Linked DNA regions of Homo sapiens: region 2 is linked to region 1. The links are chromatin loops, found by intact Hi-C in ENCODE. Cell type or tissue: A673. All regions are shown on one strand.

Evidence for each region. Hi-C counts contacts between places; a loop is a spot of excess contacts. Peaks named below come from ENCODE experiments on the same cell type or tissue, not always from the same donor. Only the 100,000 strongest peaks of a DNase experiment are listed, where the experiment ranks them.
Region 2: a loop joins it to region 1, with 7 times the contacts of the local background. A loop is called at or near these places in 1 of 110 quality-filtered maps.

The regions. Positions count from the first base shown.
Region 1 is chr6:123,222,249-123,224,748 of GRCh38, reverse strand. TRDN (triadin) reads left to right here. Exons shown (of 41, transcript NM_006073.4): 39 at 618-656. Among named protein-coding and RNA genes, the nearest start is that of TRDN-AS1, 220 kb to the left of the region's middle. In A673, no CTCF peak of the experiment used is centred here; DNase peaks (open chromatin) are centred at 438, 1,108 and 1,588; H3K4me3 peaks cover 905 bases; H3K27ac peaks cover 2,500 bases.
Region 2 is chr6:123,315,936-123,318,435 of GRCh38, reverse strand. It overlaps TRDN (triadin), which reads left to right. Exons shown (of 41, transcript NM_006073.4): 24 at 1,941-1,979. All of the region lies in intron 1 of LOC124901393 (a long non-coding RNA gene), which reads right to left. Among named protein-coding and RNA genes, the nearest start is that of TRDN-AS1, 120 kb to the left of the region's middle. In A673, a CTCF peak has its summit at 1,503 (motif pointing right); a DNase peak (open chromatin) is centred at 1,515; H3K27ac peaks cover 669 bases.

The DNA of each region.
Region 1 (2,500 bases):
TTGGGGTGGTGGAAGATAAAGGTCCACTTTCATCCTTTTGCATATAGATATCCAGTTTTCCCAACAGTATATATTGAAGAGACTATCTTTCCCCCATTGTTTATTCTTGGTACCTTTTTCAAAGATTAGTTGACTCATGTATGTGCATGGGTTTATTTCTGGGCTTTTTAGAATTGTCAAAAAGGCTAAAATCTAATCAATCTGCTAATAAATTGTGTGGGTAGACACTGATCTCTTTATCTAGGCTGTATGCGTGAAACCATTTACCTTAACTTTCCTAAATTCTATAAATGATTATGATTTTTGAAAGGAGCTTTAGGAGTCAGAGGAGGAGGGAAACCTGGGGGTGGGTGTTGGAGGTCACCACAAGCCTTTTCCCTAAGTAACCTTTACCAGCCTGATTACCATAGTGCAGCACTCATCATTTTCTCCACATCCTCTCTCCAAGTCAGAGAAGTGCCTGTTTTGGTCAGACAGCTCTTATTTATGGAGACTGTAGATGCTGAGTTTGTAGATTCAGGGATCTTGTGACTCTTAAAAACCTTTAAATACAATACTTCCTCTGGGAAAACTGAAAAATTGACTGTGATTCTATGTGCCTTTTTTCTGTACTCTAGAAGATGTTGAAGATGTACCAGCTTCAAAGAAAGCTAAAGGTGAGTTTGCTGTCTTTGGATCATTTACAAGTTTTCTCTCAAAGCTATAAGGTTTTTGTCTGTCTTTTTTTTTTTTTTCCTAGCTATTCTTGATCTAGTCTTAAGCTTTTCTAGGCAACATTTACATGGTAGGCTTATTTTTAAAGCAAACAGCTTTTTAACATTATTTGGAAAATATACATCTTTTCACATATTAAAAACACTAGTTGGGTATTGATTTATTTACAATTGTCAGATGCATTTATTTGCCAATCTACAGGAATAATACTTCAAAATCACTATTCCATTAAGAATTACAAGAATGCCATGATTTTATTAAGAAGACTTGAGATGAGTCACCTATATTAGCAGCACCATCAGGAAGGAAGGAAGGAAGGAAGGAAGGAAGGAAGGAAGGAAGGAAGGAAGGAAGGAAGGAAGAAATGGAAGGCTGGACTCAACCCCTGCACTCTTCCAGCCCAAGCCAGAGGACAAACAGTCAGGAAAACCTGCGATCTCCAGATGTACGAACTTCATAAAGTATTTCCAGGACAAAATTTCTCCATCTGTAGAATGAGGGCTTCAGCTAACTTGATTTTTTTTCTGAAAGGTTCCTGGCTTTTTCATTAGGGCTGCTATAAAATAGGCATTATGTTAAAAAGAAATGAACTTTTACTTTAGGTTTAGGGGTACATGTGTATGTTTGTTATATAGGTAAACTCATGTCATGGGGGTTTGTTGTACAGATTATTTCATCACCCAGGTATTAATCCTGCCATCCATTAGTTATTTTTTCTGATCCTCTTTCTCCTTCCACTCTCAACCGTTGGGTAGGCCTCAGTGTCTGTTCCTCCCGTCTTTGTGTTCATGTTTTCTCATTATTTAGCTCCCACTTTAAGTGAGAACATGCTGTATATGGATTTCTGTTCCTGCATTAGTTTGCCAAGGATAATGACCTCCAGCTATATCCAGCAATGGGATTGCTGGGTTGAATGATAGTTCTGTTTTTAGCTCTTTGAGGAATCATCACACTGCTTTCCACAATAGTTGAACTAATTTGCACACCCACCAACAGTCTACAAGTGTTCTCTTCTCTCTGCAAGCTCCTCAACATATGTTATTTTTTGACTTTTTCATAATAGCCATGCTTACTGGTGTGAGATGTTATCTTATTGTGGTTTTGATTTGCATTTCTCTAATGAGTAGTGATGTTGAGCTTTTTTTCATACGCTTGTTGATTGAATGTATGTCTTCATTTGAAAAGTACCTGTTCATGTCCTTTGACCACTTTGTAATGAGGTTGTTTGCTTTTTTCTTGTAAATTTGTTTAAGTGCTTTATAGATCCTGGATATTAGACCTTTGCCAGGTACACAGTTTGCATATAAAAAAAAAGTATTTTCTCTTCCACTTCTAAATTTGTCTGCAGGCAATAAGTATTTGCCTAAGCATTGTTCTAGCCAACGAAGTATAAATTCTTTGCCAGTGCCCAAAATTAACCAACAATGTGGAAAATAGTGCTTTGAGAAAACACACACAGGTCAGGACCTTATCAAATAAAAGTTGAGATTTACACTTGTATTAAGACACCTTTCTGAATACTATATTTTATATATATATTTTTTAAATTGAATTAAGACTAGCCACCCTAATAGGTTTTTTACTCATAGACCAGTGCTTCTAAAACTTTAATGTTTATACAGATCAACTGTAGGTCTCCCTAGAATTAAATATCTGAGTTAGAACCTAAAAATCTGCATTTATATAAATAAATCAATTGATGCTGAAACTAGTGGTATATAGATTACACTCTGAGGGGAACCGCTCTAGAACCAATTGAAAAATTGATAAGATCTGTAAACCTAAC
Region 2 (2,500 bases), 94 kb before region 1:
GAATGAGGTTCCGCAAACTAACTTCCGTAAGTTTCAGTCACTTCATCTACCAAATGGGGATTAAAATAGCATGTACTTCATAAAATAATGGAATAATGCAAGTCAATAATTGACCAGCACTTGAGCCATAAGTACTCCAGAAAAAATAATTCTCATCACTAGAATTGTGCTAATTTGCTTGAAAGTTTAAACTGTACTGTTGACCTAGCATAGATTCAATAAAGAAAGAACTATTAGAGAAAAGAAAAAGTTGTTTCCTTTCCAGTGAAGCCAAAATCTCATCAGAACTCACCATCAAAAGAGAGAATTGTGTATTGTAGACTAAGTAATTAGATAGGAATTAACTTTAGCCTAAACTGACTGAGACAAAACATAGCACCAGGAAACCCAATAATTGAAGGTATCATTGAATTGTTGCAGGCCATATTTGCTATCATTGGACACATAAAGACATCACTTATTTTTTTAAGTTTCTAAAATAAAATATAAATGCAACAGCTATGTGACATTGAATTTTTATCTCTAGTTGCAGAGTCATAAGATGAATCAACTTCTTCTAGGACTTCAGATACCCAACAGGGAGCCTTTAGTCATTCTATATATTCCATTTATTTCACTCATTCATTCCTTCAACAATATTTGTTGATCATATACCACATATCAGATATTTCACCCAGTGCTGATATTTGAGTAATAAACAAAACACAGTTCTTGCACTAATGGAGCTTAAAATCTAAAGAGTGATTACAGACAATAACAAAATTTTCTATAATACTGTGGCACATAGAAAACATTAAAATAGGGTGTATCTACCAAGCTAAGTGAATGTGTCAAAAAGGGGGAGAAATATGTGCCAAAGAGTGTCAGAGTGCATTAATAGCACTGATACTACTTTTTACAGAAGGTGCACTCAAGTATTATCGGAAGTAGTGTGTAAAAGTCTATGACATTCTTTATTATATAAAATTCTGCAGTTAAACAAATTAGTTTTTAAAATTATAACTACAGAAAATGAGACACTGCTAGACTAAAACCCAAATAAAGCTGGTAGCATTATCCCTTATACATAGTTTATGCTCAGTAGGTATTCCAACTATGAAGTCAGTTTTTTCTGCTGTTTGGAGGGAGGAAAACTGTAATGTACCTGGACTCTTCCATTAATCAAAAGAAGACTCTATACCAAGAACAGATAATTATAAAGCCTAGGAAAGTTGGTTAGATAAAAGGATAGACTGGAAACATGAAAATATAGTCAACTATCTTATTGATTAGGGTTGTGCTATGAGTATTACTTGAATAGTTTAAAAAAGGTATGAATTTATTCTATACTGGTGTTTTTAGAATGCAGAATTTCTGGACAAAAGACATTGTCCTAGGACAATAAGAGAACAAGATACTTTATGTCACAATTGTCTATATTATTATATTAAATTTAGGTAAAATTGATTTATTTTATAAAATTGATACTAACGGAAATACTAGGAAAACAATAATTATATTAACCACTAGGTGGAGCCCCATGAATTAAATGTATGGTAGTCAAAGACAAAATTGCTTAAGTTGGTCAAATTAGGAAAATTTATGACGTTTTTCTTCTGAGCAATTTTTATTAATTTTTTAATTTGCAATATTTTCAGAATGCATAAATTATAAGTCCTGGCTTTTATTAAAGACAAGAAGCCAAATTACTTGATTAGCATGAAACTTTTTTGCAAACTGGATTTTAAAATCAAAGTATTTTTGCTTAAGTTACTTTATAATTTACCAAAGATACATATTCCATTAATATTTTGATAACAGTATATAACTATAATTGAAATTGAAAACAGACAAGAAAAATCAGTGAAGCCTACCTATTAATCCACTTTGTACTGACTATTTTTCAAATGTTATTTTTTTCCCTTTTGTTTGTACGTGTTTATGTGTACGTTTTGCCCCAGAACCTGAAACTAAAAAAGATGAAAAGATGTCCAAAGCAGGTAAGGATATTTTGTAAGATTTACATACAAGGAGATGTTCTGTTTGGTTGGAAGAAAGCTAGTTTTACAGTTTTACAATCCTGGCTGGATAAAATATTTAGACATCCAAAACATTAAAAAAATACTGATGCTATGTGCCATATATTTTACAAGTAATAAGCAATAAAACTAAATGTATGCTAAAGTTAACAAAAATTCCTTGCTTTCTGGTAGCAGATTTTGGGTAAGTTTATCAAAGCACTAGAACCATTAGCACATACGCTGCTCTTTGTTTATTTACTGGGCAATTGAACACTGTTTATGAAATGCTAAGAGGGCACCTTAAATGTCAGAGGCTCCATACAGAGCATGTCAAATGCCTAAAATTTATTATTATCATGGATTGAGTTTTATGAACCTGTATTTACCTACTTTCAACCATTTTGATCTCCAAAAAAGGAGTCCCACATGGTTCAACCTAACAGATTAAACACTTTTCTTTCACACAATTAAATGTGCAAATATTTTATGGAGAAGTAATC